Linked DNA regions of Mus musculus: region 2 is linked to region 1. A link is a contact called in ENCODE Hi-C or POLR2A ChIA-PET data. All regions are on one chromosome and are shown on one strand. Each heading gives the region's core, a stretch centred on a gene start or an enhancer-like site at or near the end of the contact. The rest is flanking DNA. Distances are from core to core; before and after follow the strand shown. Region 1 holds the start of Ndufv1 (NADH:ubiquinone oxidoreductase core subunit V1). Region 2 holds the start of Gstp3 (glutathione S-transferase pi 3).

Evidence for each region. Hi-C counts contacts between places; a loop is a spot of excess contacts on that map. ChIA-PET counts read pairs that join two places held with the same protein, here RNA polymerase II (POLR2A).
Region 2: POLR2A ChIA-PET joins it to region 1 with 34 read pairs in embryonic stem cell. The contact joins the promoter of Gstp3 here to the promoter of Ndufv1 in region 1. A Hi-C loop is called at or near these places in 21 of 37 maps with a recorded cell type or tissue (CH12.LX, Patski, T-helper 1 cell and 7 more). POLR2A ChIA-PET finds 5 or more read pairs at or near these places in 5 of 5 experiments (Patski and embryonic stem cell).

Annotation. Positions count from the first base shown.
Region 1 is chr19:4,007,840-4,015,293 of GRCm38, reverse strand. It overlaps Ndufv1 (NADH:ubiquinone oxidoreductase core subunit V1), which reads left to right and starts at 2,539. Exons shown (of 10, transcript NM_133666.3): 1 at 2,539-2,743; 2 at 3,866-3,948; 3 at 4,022-4,192; 4 at 5,285-5,468; 5 at 5,761-5,950; 6 at 6,488-6,700; 7 at 6,785-6,951; 8 at 7,165-7,246; 9 at 7,379-7,454. The coding sequence starts at 2,672.
Region 2 is chr19:4,054,501-4,061,954 of GRCm38, reverse strand. Gstp3 (glutathione S-transferase pi 3) reads left to right here and starts at 2,508. Exons shown (of 7, transcript NM_144869.3): 1 at 2,508-2,531; 2 at 2,661-2,696; 3 at 3,114-3,220; 4 at 3,339-3,426; 5 at 3,766-3,869; 6 at 3,960-4,067; 7 at 4,237-4,482. The coding sequence starts at 2,531. The coding sequence ends at 4,425.

The DNA.
Region 1 (7,454 bases), core at 1,290-3,789:
GCCACACTGTCTGCTTCTGAAAATGGGGTCAATCACTTCTATTTGATGTATGTGGAAGACTTAAGGGAATAACACATGGCAAGCACTTGGTGCTGAGCTTGACACTAGATGAATGTGGGTCCTGTCCTCCACTCTCCATTTCTGTCACTTCCATGACCTGCATCTTGTCCCTGGCACTTCTCCCTCTGATCTGAGTACTTAGGATGGGGGATGGGGGAAGGTCTGGGATGCCCTGGCTCCACACTGTTACCCCTCCTCCTGCCCCCCCAAATGATCCACAGACTTAGGTCTAAGCCCTGGATTAGCTATGTAATCTCTAGCTCTGCCCAGGCATCTCTTCTCTACCAAGTAGAGGGGGGCTGGGACTGCCCTGCCAGGCTGTGACACTTCAGGCAGGATGTGGATGCTCTTGGTGCCCCTTCTGGGAGCACTGATGGACCCAGTGACTGTCACAGGCTTGTCAGTAGTGCTGTGGGTCCTGCTGAGTGCCAAGCACTATGGGAAGGAAACTATGGTTTTGGGTACAGTTCTCCCAGTCAGGGAGGAAATCCTACAGACGCTCATTTTCACCCCCACGGAGTTAAGGCCATCTAGGGCTACTGTCCCAGTTTGCTGTCTATTTCAGTGATAAATACCATGACCAAAACAAGCAAACACCTTGGGGAGGAAAGGCATACATTTCCATGTCACAGTCCCTCATTGAGGGAAGTAACGGCAAGAACTCAAGGTTCCTGTGGGCAGAAATGAACCCAAGGCCATGGAGGAACACTACTTACTGGTTTGCTTGCCCATGGCTTGTTCAGGTTTTTTTTTTTTTTTTTAATACAATACAGGACCATCTGCTCAGGAATGACTTAACCCACAGTGGGCTTGGCCTTCCCACATCAATCCTTAATCAAAAAAAAAAATGCTCCCACAGACTTGCCTACCAGCAACTTAATGAAAATAATCCCTTAGTCAAAGGTCCCCCTTTTCAAATGACTAATTTATGGCAAGTTAAAAAACAAACCAACAAAAAACCCTTCTGACCAGCACACACTGTGGGCAGTATTGAGCAAACAGGTATTCATCTGTCTCTTACATACTACACTTCTAAGTCAGACATTGTAGTGACAATTTTGGAGTTTTGGTTTCTTTGAAAAAAAAACCACAGAAATATTATCAGAATGTGTTTTTGTTTTGATCCTAAGTGTGAGGATATAGAGCTGCTTCAGACTGTCCACAGCAGCTGACTATGATTTGCCTTGTGTTCTAGCAAGGACATGATTTTTCCAGCTGTAGATAGTTTCTGTGATGATGTGACATTTGGAATTCTGTGGAGTTTTTAGAGGGTATATAAATGCTAGGACACCAAGAGGTTATTAAGTAGTTGTGCACAAAGAAGAAACAAGAAGAAGAAGAGGAGAAGAAAGAAGAAAAGGAAATAATTAGATATCCTGACAGTAAAGATCAGGCTTGCCCCAAGGAACTGACGCCCATAATAAGCATGAAGTAGTCTAATGATGCTGCTGCCCTCCTTCTGACCCCTGATACCCTGGACTCAAATACTATGTAAACACAAAGAATGCTTTATTCTGCAGAAGTCCAGCATGCTGAGGTCTCCCATTACCAAGATAGACATCCAAGTGAGCTTGTAGGCTCAATTTAAAGCATATTAGGGGAATAGTAAGACTCTGTCTGACAAAGCAGAAGGAAGGAAGGAAAGAAAGAAGGAAGGAAGGAAGGAAGGAAGGAAGGAAGGAAGGAAGGAAGGAAGAAAACTCTTAAACTCTTATATCTGGGGCTGGTTTTTGAATCTAGCATTAGGAAGTCAAAGGCTCACAGCAAGTTGAAAGCCAGCCTACGCCATATAGTGATTTCCAGGCCTGCCAGAGCTAAATGAAACTTATCTTAAAAGAAAAACAAGCAAAACGTTTTTGTTCTAGAGCTGGGTTCTGAAGACAGGAGTCCGGCTGCAGTGTGTAACTAGAGCCCCAAGGGGTCCCTGATAAGGGGAGGGAGTAGCCTTTTAGCATCGGCGGGAGCCTGTGACACTCACTGACCATCCCTGGTCTCTGCATTGCTCTAAAAGGTTTACAGACACACAGCCCTGAGAAGTCCTATGCAAAGGTTCTGGGGCAGCTTTGTGGGAGGTGAGGGACCTCACCGGTTCTTTTGTTAATGAGTACTTCTCCAAGGCACACGGATGCTCAGGGGGAGCGCTTAGTTCAGCAGGGCTCGGCTAGTTCAGCGTAATTACACCAGATCAGGACGATTCCGCTGTAGTCCAACTAATTTTCTCACCAGCTTCCATTCGTGCATATATAGCTGGTGTCAACTAGACGCAAAGTCTGTAGGAAGTGGAATACTTGGGATCCAGCAGAGGGCGACACGTGAGCCTGGTTTACTAGGAAAAGGAAGAGTCTCCGAGAAAGGAGAGTCTGGGCAAGCTGGACTACATCTCCCAGAAGGCCTAGCACGAGAGTAAATTTCCGGTCTCTGTGCCCGCGCACCTTTAGTGGGCGAGGCCGAGGACAGAGCTCAAAGGAACGGAGGTCCCTGGACACGCCACTGGCTGCGGATGTGTGACGCACTTCCTGTGCGCTCCCCACCCCGTGTGTTTCTGTCGCGCCGGTCCCGCGGTTCGGAGTTGTGAAGGTGACAGCCGGAGGTGACCCGTCTGGCTCCCGCGATGCTAGCGGCACGGCATTTTCTCGGCGGGTTGGTTCCCGTGCGGGTATCTGTGCGTTTCAGCAGCGGCACGGTGAGCCCGCCCTGATTCAGGCCCACGCCTATGGCGGAGGAGTGGCGAGCGGCGAGCGGGATTGTGGTCCCCTCTGCAGAGTCCTCTCCTCTCCGAGCTACCACCCGGTCTGGATAAAAACTAACGGTCCCAACTCCAGGCTGACGATGTCCAGTCCAGCTACTCTTGTTTTAACAACCCCGTCTTGGGGTGAGGGTTTGCAGGTGTTGAGGCGTCTTAGATAATCTGTTATTTCTTCCTCGCAGCCCTACCGGGTATCAGGGTCTTCGCCCCATTTCAAAGTTCAGAAAACAGTTTTGAAAAAGATGTGTATCTCCTCAACCCCCCGACAGTATTTTGCTTCCAGTAGTGACCGGAAAACGCTTTTGTGAATTTTTTTTTTTTTATGAGATAGGGGCTCATTATATAGTTCTAGGCTGTATTCAAATTAGTGTTGGTCCTCTTGTCTCAGCCTCTCTGGGTGCTCCTGAGACCACAGGCATCCACCACTACACCTGAGGAGAAGTACTTTTAAGGAGGTAGGAGTGGATGTCAGGTCACTTTCTACCAAGTCGTGAACCATTCCAGTCCACACCTCTCCTTTATCTCAGACCCCAAATCCATTTTGTTCCCCAGCCCCAATGAGGCACTTCTCTTCCATCAGTGACCACGTACTACCTCTTCAGCAGAGTTAGGGAGATCAAGCCCCTCCTAGCCAGGTTTTGCTCTAGTGGAAGAGTCAGACAAATCTATGCTGGTCTTGGGGAAGCAATGCTGGTGCTGTCGCTGAAGTGTGACATGGCTCCGTGGGGACCATCTGCTTTTAGCTTTGTGGCCTTCCCTAAGTTCCTTTTGTTTAGAGCCCCCCCCCCCTCCTTTGGAAAATGGAGGAAATATCCTATCCCAGGAATGTTACAAGGATGAATTGGGATGAAACGTTGAGAGTGTTTAGCTCTGTAACTTCTAAACAGGAAGGACTGATATAAATGGTGGTCGGGAGCTACAATGTTTCAAAGACTTTGAAGCCTCTACCCCTGCTGTGGCCCAGCTCCTCATATGTAGGAAGGCCCAAGAAGCTGAAAATTCTGCCCCAATCCCTCATGGTCCCTGAGCTCTGGACCTCCTGACCTTCTATCTCCCCAGACAGCACCCAAGAAAACCTCATTTGGCTCACTGAAGGATGAAGACCGGATCTTTACCAACCTGTATGGGCGCCATGACTGGAGGTGAGACAGTGCCCATGGCCTGCTGGGTCCCAGAGCAGGACTTCTCCTTCACATCATTTCCTACTCTGTCCAGGCTGAAAGGTGCCCTGAGACGGGGTGACTGGTACAAGACAAAGGAGATCCTGCTGAAGGGGCCTGACTGGATCTTGGGTGAGATGAAGACATCAGGTTTACGGGGCCGTGGTGGTGCTGGCTTCCCCACTGGCCTCAAGTGGAGCTTCATGAATAAGCCCTCAGATGGCAGGTTTGTTGGGGAAATATCCTAAGCTCTGGTTGCAGGATACAGGAGGGGCTGCTGGATCACTGGGTTTTGGGGCTGATGCTGGGAAACTTAGCAGGCTGTAAGAGAGGATATATCTATCCTTAACTTAAGAGCTATCTCTTTCCTCAGCAGAGACTTAAGATGTTACAATCCATACAAGATTTTCATTTAGGCAGACCTTATTATTCAAATTCCACCTTTGCCTTTTAATACTTAGCAAGCTTTGGAGAATCTGGTCCTTTTGAATTCCTCTTTTTTTCTTCTTCTTCTTTTTCTTTTTTCTTTTGTATGTGTATGGGTGTGTGTCTGAGTATGATATGCAGAAGTTAAAAAGATAATGTTGGTTCAGTTTTTGACCTGCAACTTCAGTAGACACCTAGACACCTAGAATGCAAATTATAAAGTTAACCACTCGGTTGGCATAATGGCTCAGCAGGTAAGGGAGCCTGGCTTCAAGCCTGGTGACCAGAGGTCACTTCTAGAACCCACATGAAAGAGAGAGAGAGAGAGCTGACTCCCACAAGTTGATCCCTGAACTTCACATGTGTTATGGCACATGCTGCCACCACCAGTAAATAAATGTAATAAACAGAAATATTGTTTTCAAGATAGGACTTCTCTGTGTAGCTCTGGCTGTCCTGGAACTCACTCTGTAGACCAGGATGGCCTTGAACTCAGAGATCCACCCATCTCTGCCTCCTGGGTGCTGGGGTGAAAGGTGTGTACCACCACTACCTGCTCATTTTTTAAAAAGTCAACCACTCTACCTCCTGTTAGCCTCAAGGCTGTGGTAGAGGTTGCAGACCTCTTACGACCAAGAACTGAATTGACTCTCAAGGGAAGCCCAGGGAGAGATGTTGGATTTGTTCTCTCAGGAGAACATGGCTTATCTTGTGGACATACGTGGTCACGGATGAAATAGGCAGAGTCCTGTCATCGGTGTGACACAAAGAGAGCCTTGGGTAGGGCACAGAAGATCAACTGCCTTGAGGCTTCTCTGAGTGTAGACGGAATGAAGTTTGAGAACTGGGTCCTGGTGGGTCTGTAGCCTGACTGATGTGCAGGACCCCACAGGCCCAAGTATCTGGTGGTGAATGCTGACGAGGGAGAGCCAGGCACCTGTAAGGACCGAGAGATCATGCGTCATGACCCTCACAAGCTGGTGGAAGGCTGCCTTGTGGGAGGCCGGGCCATGGGAGCCCGGGCCGCCTATATCTACATCCGAGGGGAATTCTACAACGAGGCCTCCAATTTGCAGGTGAGAACATGAGCGCTGGCTGATGGTGCAGGCACACCTCACCTCACATGCTGTCGTCTTTCCTGGCACAACCATTCTTAGATGGTAGTACCAGTTTGGGGCCAGCAATTGGGTTGGTGGGAGGTGGGGGTGGCATTCCTGCATCCATCAACAACATGACCTGGGCCCAGAGTTCTTCCTTTTTGTGCTCCAAAGTTCAACTTAGGAAGTCTTCAAGGGTTCCATGGGCCCTGGATTGGAGGCTGACTCTTGGGGTACAGTAGGGCTGGGGAACTTAGACCTTGTCCCACAGGTAGCTATCCGAGAGGCCTATGAAGCAGGTCTGATTGGCAAGAATGCTTGTGGCTCCGACTATGATTTTGATGTGTTTGTGGTGCGTGGGGCTGGGGCCTACATCTGTGGAGAAGAGACGGCACTTATTGAATCCATTGAAGGCAAGCAGGGAAAGCCACGCCTGAAGCCGCCCTTTCCAGCAGATGTGGGTAAGACTCTGCCCAGCCCTGCCTCTTCCCTAAGGCTCAGCTCTGTGGGATCCTGGATCTGACCAGGTGCCTTCTGGGTGGTTCTTGCAGTATTTTTCTGTGCCCTTTGGAGAGGAGGACAGGTTGATGAGGAAGGTGTTAATAGTATAGCCTCTGCCAGTGCCACCCACAGCCTTCAGTTAACATCAGATACCCATGTCCCCTCTGGGCTGTGTACTTTCTTCCTGTCCCAGGAGCTAGAGGTGTGATGGTGAATAGGAGATGCTGCCCTGGAGTTGGGTACAGTGTGGGCCAGGAGCGATGAGGAGACAAGAGCAGGACATCCCACTAACAAGAGTCATGTTCCCAGTGGGCAGGTGGTGCATGCCTTTAATCCCAGCACTCGAAAAGCAGAGGTGGGTGAATCTCGAGTTCAAGGCCATCCTAGTCAACAGAGTGAGTTCTAGGATAGTCAGGTTATGCAGAGAAACCCAGTGTCCAAAAACAAAGCAAGTTTCCTTTCCTGGAAATCCACCAGTCTCTTGTTTTTCCTTGAAGGAGTGTTTGGATGCCCCACAACTGTGGCCAATGTGGAGACAGTGGCTGTGTCCCCCACCATTTGCCGTCGTGGGGGCACCTGGTTTGCTGGCTTTGGCCGAGAACGCAATTCAGGTACCAAATTGTTTAACATCTCTGGCCATGTCAACCACCCCTGCACTGTGGAGGAAGAGATGTCTGTGCCACTGAAAGAGCTGATTGAGAAACATGCTGGTAAGCCTGGAGCCAACTCAGGGGCTGTGCTTGGGAGAGGGCACGGTGGGAGAGCCATGACAATCCTTTTGCAAATTGTCACAGGTGGTGTCACAGGTGGCTGGGACAACCTCCTTGCTGTGATTCCTGGTGGCTCATCTACTCCACTGATTCCCAAATCTGTGTGTGAGACCGTGCTAATGGACTTCGATGCACTGGTGCAGGCTCAGACAGGCCTGGGCACGGCTGCAGTTATTGTTATGGATCGCTCGGTAATGGACCTCATGCCCCATAAACCTCCTCCCAGCCTGGGTGTGTTCCCTCCCTGAGCCTCTCTGAAAATTCTCCTGCCTGGCTCTTGGCTCCCAATTCCTACAGACTAAAACCCTGTACAGTGGGAGAGCATGGGCCAGAGCACTGGACCCAAGTCAGGGTTGTTGTGGGAGGGAGGCTAAGATGTCTGTGCACTGTTCCTTGTCTCCTAGACAGACATTGTGAAAGCCATCGCTCGTCTCATTGAGTTCTACAAGCATGAGAGCTGTGGCCAGTGTACCCCGTGCCGTGAGGGTGAGCTTCCTGGGAAGATTGGGATGTAGTTGCTGAGCTGTTCTTAACCTTCCCCCATGAGGCCTGCATCCCTTCAGGGTTGTCCCCTTCATGGTGGGAGGCCCTCAGGCCCCTCTTGTTGTTCTGCTACAGGCGTTGACTGGATGAACAAGGTGATGGCCCGATTTGTGAAGGGAGATGCCCGGCCAGCTGAGATTGACTCCCTGTG
Region 2 (7,454 bases), core at 1,259-3,758, 47 kb before region 1:
AATTCTAAGATTAGAATTACTTACAAGAAGAAGTGGGGAATGAAGAATAAAAAATTACTGGCCTCTTGTGAGAACATGAACTTTCACCTCGGAGCCCACCCCCTCCCATCTGGAAAACATACTTGAGAAAAACATTTTCTGGAACAACCACAGAATGTTTCAACAGGCCAGATGTATTGCCAATCACAGGATATGACTCTTTGGTTGAGTAAACTTGTGGTTGTTAAACTTCCCCTATTCCCTCCCCATTCCCCCTCCCAGTTTGTGGTTTTTTCCTTTAAAAGCTTGTGAAAATTTTGAGTCGTCGTCGAGACTCCTCTACCCTGTGCTAAGGTGTATGAGTTTCGACCCCAGAGCTCTGTGTGCTTTCATGTTGCTGCTTTATTTCGACCCCAGAGCTCTGGTCTGTGTGCTTTCATGTCGCTGCTTTATTAAATCTTGCCTTCTACATTTTATGTATGGTCTCAGTGTCTTCTTGGGTACGCGGCTGTCCCGGGACTTGAGTGTCTGAGTGAGGGTCTTCCCTCGAGGGTCTTTCATTTGGTACATGGGCCGGGAATTCGAAAATCTTTCAGTTTCCCTATGCAGCCCAGGCTAGCTTCACTCAGCACCTTCCATCCTGGTGCTCACAGCACTGAGTCCAGCTCTGCACTGTCATGCCCTGCTCCAGTGGTACGGTTTATGTTACAGAAGCACATTGTGAAGTGACATAGTCTGTTCCCTTCAACAAAAAGGTATCAAAGGGGGAAAATGGATTTAAAAAGTGAGGTTCCCAGCCTGGCAGTACTGGCACACTCCTTAAATCCCAGCACTCAGGAGACAGAGACAGGTGGCATTCTATGGTTTTGAAGCTGGCCTGCTCTACAGAGCAAGTTCCAGGTCAACCAGGGCTACACAGAGAACAGAGAAGCACAGTGTCGATGATAGATAGATAGATAGATAGATAGATAGATAGATAGATAGATAGATAGATAGACAGATGCATAGATGATAGATAGAAGACAGACAGACAGACATGAGGTTCCCAGGGAACTAACCAGACCAAACAAGTTTAAATCCTGTTTACTAGCTGAGTGACCTTGGGCATGCCACGTCAATTCTTTGTTTCAATTTCTCTACAAACAAGGAACAGTGCTAGCCTTGAGGACTGGTACATGTAAGGCTTAACTCTTTGCTAAGAGTTTTCTGTTATAGCATCACCAAGAGAGGAGGGGATAGTTCATTAGTTAAAATCCCTTTATTTAAAAAAAAAGGGGGGGCTGGAGGGATGGCTCAGTGGTTGGGAGCATTGGCTGCTGTTTTGGAGGTCTTGAGTTCAGGTCCCGGCGACTGCATGGTAGCTCACGGCCATCTGTGGTGGGATTGGATGCCCTCTTCTGGTGTGTCTGAGGACAGCTGCAGTGTGCTTGCATGTGATAAATAAATAAATATTTAAAAAAAATTTTAGGGCTGGTGAGATGGCTCAGCGAGTAAGAGCACTGACTGCTCTCCCAAAGGTCCTGAGTTCAAATCCCAGCAACCACATGGTAGCTCACAACCACCCATAGTGAGATCTGATGCCATCTTCTGGTGTGTCTAAATACAGCTGCAGTGTACTCATTTATAATAATAAATAAATCTTTAAAAAAATTTTTTTTAAATCCCTTTATTCTTTTCTTGAAAAGACAGGCTCTTGCTATATAGCTCTGGCTGGCTTGGTTGCTATATAGCTCTGGCTGGCTTGGTGATCTTGGTTGTAGACCAGTCTGGCCTTGAATTCGAAAGGGCTGCCTCTCTTTGTACTTTTTTTTTTTTTTTTCGAGACAGAGTTTCTTTGTATAGCCCTGGCTGTCCTGGAACTCACTTTGTAGACCAGGCTGGCCTCGAACTCAGAAATCTGCCTGCCTCTGCCTCCCAAGTGCTGGGATTAAAGGCGTGCCGCCCGACCTTCCTTTGTACTTTGAGTGCTGCAATTAAAGGTGTGTGCCATCACTCCAGGTGACACTGCCATTATTATGGTTATTGTTATTATTTATTTTTTGTCATTTATAAACATGGTTTCTCTTTGGAGCCCTGGCTGTCCTGGAACTCTGTCGACCAGACGGACTGGGCTGAACTCAGAGATCCTCTTGCTTCTGCCTCCTCCCAAGTGCTGGGATTAACCACGGCTCCTCTACATTGCCTTATTTTTACAAGGAGCACTTATTATTATACCATGTACTGTTGGTAGAGGCCTACCTGCATATAAGGCACTGTCCAAACCCCTGAGCACACAAGAAACCGAGTGGTTTGGGCGTGTTAAGTGGGAGGCTTATCATGTGACCATGTGTGCCTCTTGCAAAACTCCAGTAGCATATTGCACCACAGATAGAAAGGTGAGTCTGCCCTCCCCCACCACGTCTGCCAGGAAGCTGGTACACTGAACACCAGGACTTGGTCTGTTTCTGGGGCAGTGTGGGATGTCTGAGGAGGTGGAGTCTTCCTGTCAATATAAGGCCCCGATCACTTCCTCTCTTCCTGCTGAGCTTGCACCACACTGTATCCGCCCAACAGTAAGGAGAAACCTGGAGGCAAGGGCGGGGGCAATTATACCCCCACCTCACCCCTGCTACTAACCGCTCCTTGGCCCTGCAGCCCAGGCAAGGTCCTCCTTCATCGTGCTTTTTGTCTATCTCTCCTAGTGCCACCTTACACCATCGTCTATTTCCCTTCCCGAGGTGTGGCCTCAGCACTTTCAAGACGAAGGGCACAAACAATAGTCTTCTGGGTCATTCCTGGGAATCCCCAACAGTGGTGTAGGAAGGGCGTGACCAAGACTGTATTGGGGCCGGGCCGGGACAGAGACCTGGGGCAGGACTACAGTTGTGGTTGGTGGGGCCAGGACTGCCCTCTTAGCCTCCGTAGATAGCTGCACTGTCTGTCACTTTTCCTTCCTTCCCTGTGCCATGGTGGGGCTGGGTCTTCGCATTCCAAGATAATGTTAGGACATGGCCTCTATCACCACATATCTCCCCTCCCTATGAGGCTCCCAAGCTAGTGTAGTCCTCTTGTCAGCTTTCCACTCTCCCAAACTCTCCCAGGATGCTCTGAGAGTAGATCTCTTCGCTGTGTCCTCATCCTGCACCCCCATACAGGGCGCTGTGAGGTTATGCGCATGCTTCTAGCTGACCAGGGCCAGAGCTGGAAGGAGGAGGTGGTGACCTTGGATGTTTGGGAGCAAGGCACATTCAAGGCTTCCTGTGTGAGTAATTGTCTCCCTCTCCCCCTTGGGGATTCGGTTGGGGCGCAGCCTTAGGGTGCTGTGTCTAGGATTGGGGGCAGCCAGGTTCAGCACCCCTTACAGAGGGATCTTCTCCCAGTTGTTTGGACAGATCCCCAAGTTCCAGGATGGAGAGCTCACCCTGTACCAATCCAATACTATCCTACGGCACCTGGGCCGCTCCTTCGGTGAGTCCAGAAGCCAAGCCCTGAGAGACACCTGAGATGTTCCTCAAAATGTCCTGGGGCTTTGAATTGCCTCACCTGCAGCCACCAATGTCCCACCTGGGTCACCCTAGAGGATCATGCAGGGCCCAGGTTCCAGAAGGCTACTGGTGTGCTGCTGGGCGGTCGCTGTCTGTACAGCCAGGGCTGTGAGTTTCCAACTTGTATCATTTTTCTAATGACATCCCAGAGGTAGGCAGGGAAGACCTCCAATTAAGGTTAGAGAGTAGACCCAGGCTGAGACTGAGTGGACATGTAGGGACAAGTACAGAACCTGAGCCTGCTGCCTGCCCGCTGACCCAGGGCTCTATGGCAAAGACCAACAAGAGGCAGCACTGGTGGACATGGTGAACGATGGACTGGAAGACCTATTCAGACGCATTGCCCGGCAGTATCGCCATATCCTGGTATGTAGGAGCCACAGGCTAGTGACCAAGCGTGGTGGGCAGGAAAGGGAGATCACTTCGGTCACTCTGGCTGCACATTTCTGACCACAGAAGGAGGGCAAGGACCAGTATCAGAAGGAGCTTCCGGGACACCTGAAGCCATTTGAAACTCTCCTGGCCCAGAACAGGGGTGGCCAGTCCTTCATTGTTGGTGACCAGGTGAGCATTGGGTAGGCCTTTCCCCACCCACTCATTGCCAGATCCTTTCTCAGAGGGGTAAACTGAGGCCAGATGCAGAGGCAGAAGCAGGGAGCATCCAGTGCTTTGCTCTGTGGCGCTTCTCCCAGTCCTGCCTCAGCTCCAGCCCTGTCACTCCCCCGTCCTGTAGATCTCTTTCGCGGACTACCGCCTGCTGGACGTGCTTCTGAATCTCGAGCTCCTGTTTCCTGGTTACTTGAATGACTTTCCCCTGTTCTCCGCCTATGTGGCGCGCCTCAAATCCCGACCCAAGCTCAAGGCCTTCCTGGAGTCTCCTGAGCATGTGAACCGGCCCCTGGCTGCTTGCATAAAGATGTGAGTCCACCTGCCTCCCCCAGCCCCCACCCCAGACCAATAAAACTGATGGCAGGAGCCAGTGCAGGGCTTGTCCTTAATCCTAACACTTGGGAGGCAGAGGCAGGCGAATCTCTGTGGGTTCAAGGTCAGCCTGGTCCACAAAGTTCCAGGACAGCCAGGGCCTATTGGGAAAAAAAAAAAAAAAAAAAAAAGCAGTGAGCTTAAGGGGCAAGGATGAAGACACCGTGTTGACACCTAGGCTACCCTTGCTAAAATGTCAGGCCCAGAGCTGCCAGGAAAGAGGGCCTTTAGGGCTCTAAACCTCCAGGTCCTACTAGAGGACTTCCTGCTGGGAGGCGACTGACCTTTAATCCTACAGGGTTCCCTCATCCAAGAGGAATACAGCTATAGCCCTAAGGGTATCAGCTAGTTAAATCCTCATTTGGTGAACTCATTCTGGGCAGACACTTACCCTCAGGAGTGACACATATATTTGAGTGTGTCCCATGTGTAAGCATGTGGCCAGTTCTCATGTGTTATCTGAGGCCATGGACAGTTGGATTCTCCTATCCCACTTGCAGGCCATCAGCAAGTCCCCAGTGTGAGAGTCACAAGGCAGGCCTGCAGCTCAAGGGGCTCACTGCTCTTCTGAAAGTGGGAGGAGCATTTGAAGACTGGCGGCTGCATCTGCTCTCCAGTTGGGGAGCTGGAACAGCCTTTTGTACCCAGGTTAAAAGCACTGGCCAGCGGCTGCTTGGGAGAGAGCAGATAGAGTAGATTCGAGGCGACTGGCCTCATTCTCCCAAAAGATTTCCCTTTTATAGCCCTCCTAGGATTGAGAGGGCTGAGAAATGAGAAGGGATCAGGGTTCAGCCCGAGTATCAGGTCTCCAACATGAGATCAGTGATCATCAGCTCAGGGAGCAGGTTTAACCCAGGGGTCAGGGCTCACCATGAAGAGCTGGTCTTAGGACTGAAATCAGGATTCCGCTCAGGGATCAGGACTTAGTCCAAGGATTAGAATTCAGACCTGGGATCAGGGCTCAGTTCAGGGATCAGGGTTCAGTCCTGGGATCGGGGCTTCGCCCTTGAGTTGCATTCCTCAGCTACGTCATACAGGCAGGAAGTCTGGGAGTTTCCCACCATCTCCTAGCGTTGCCTCTCCAGCAGCTGCTATTTGCTGCCACCTGCCACCTTCCTAGAGAGTGTCCCGAGGCTCTTCTTACCCTGAGGGGACTCAGGCGAGTCATCAGGACTCTCCAAGCTGCTCTTATCTGTATGTGGGTCCCACAGAAACGTAGCTGACCCTCTCTGAGCCTGTTCTCTCTCACGCTGGGGTCAGAGCTGGAATTTGCACCCAGGCAGGTGGATACTAAGTCTGCATTCTTTCCCAAACTTTCCCAGCAGCTACTTCTGCATGTTCTGTGGACAAGTGCAGTGACTACTAAACACATGCGTGGTACTTGCATATTAAATACTCAGGCCGAAGTCCAATGGTGGAAATCTGGGGCCACATCCAGACTCGTCTGGGTGTTTGTGTCTGATCTAGGAAGGCCATGCGTCGGTTTTGTACACCTGGGTGGGTAAAGCTGGGGTGAACTCCTGCCTGGGGCCTCTCCTCATTCTACCAATGGATGTTCCAGTCCCCCAAACTGCTCAGTGCGTCTCTGTTTGGCAACACCCCTCACCCCAACTCCTGAGCTCTGAACATTCCTCTGCCAACTTTAGACAGAGGCTGGAGGGAGGAGCCTTGTTTGGCCCGCCTGCTTGCCTGCATGGCTGTTTTCTGCCGCCCTGGGTCCATGGCACAAGCTTGCTGTTTCCTCTCAGCTTAACTTCTGTCATGATCCTAGTTTTTGTCAGAGAAAATGACTGGAAGACTTGTGCCCCCAGGACTGCTTTCATCTTAAAAGTATGGCCACCAGGCCATGAGAGGCAGCAGCCTCTGCTACAGACTGCAGGTGCAGGAGGCTTGAGGCCTCCCTGCTCACCTGCCTGGGCTGTCTCTGTGGAAAGTTACCATTTTGCAAGTCTGAAGCAGATGCTTTTTCCTGCTGTTCTAAAAACAGGGCAATTGCGACCTTTGGCTCCTAAATTCAGCCGAGGCAACGGTCACACACACGTTGGGATGGCTGCCCAGTTCCAACCTGACAACCATCTGGGCATCTCTTCCTCCCATTCCGTGTTAGTCCCCAGCATCTTCCTCCTGTGCCAGGTCTTGTCCTGTAAATGCAGGACTAACATGTGAGCTAAGGCTAGCCCATCCCAGAGCCTCAGCTCTGGCTTTAGTTATGGATGCAGAAGTGAGCTCTCAATGAACAAAGAACTGGAACAATGTGAGTCCATCTCTGACAGACCCCACCTCACTGGCACAGTTCGTCATGCCCCTTTCTTCACCCTCATCTGAGGTGGAGCCTCTCTCCTCTTTCTCTCTGTGTCTCTGTCTGTCTCTTTCCATCTCTCTCTGTGTCTCTGTCTATGTGGCTCTATCTCCCTCTGTCTCTCTGTCTTTCTCCCTCCATCTTTCTCTGTCTCCATCTATCCCTTTCTTTCTCTTTTCACCTCTCCCTCTCTGTCTCTTTCTCCTCAATTCTCCACCAGAGTAGGATGGGGGAGGCTTCAGTTCTTGGTACCAGGTTTGAGAAGCTGACTTCACTCCATCCATCCATTTATCCATCTTTTGGCTTAGTCATGCGAACCACAATCACTTCCCTCTGAAAATACATCTTGTGCCAAGCAAATGGTGCACACCTTTAACCTCAGCACTCAGGAGGCAGAGGCAGGCAGGCAGGCGGGTCTCTGGAGTTCAAGGCCAACCTGGTCAATGGAGTGAGTTCCAGGATAATCAGGGCTACACAGAGAAATTCTGTCTCAAAAAACAAAACAAAAACAAAAAACACAAGAAGCCGGGCGTGGTGGCGCACACCTTTACTGCCAGCACTTGGGAGGCAGAGGCAGTCAGATTTGTTAGTTTGAGGCCAGCTTGGTCTACAAAGTGAGTTCTAGGACAGCCAGGGCTATACAGAGAAACCCTGTCTGGAAAAACCAGAAA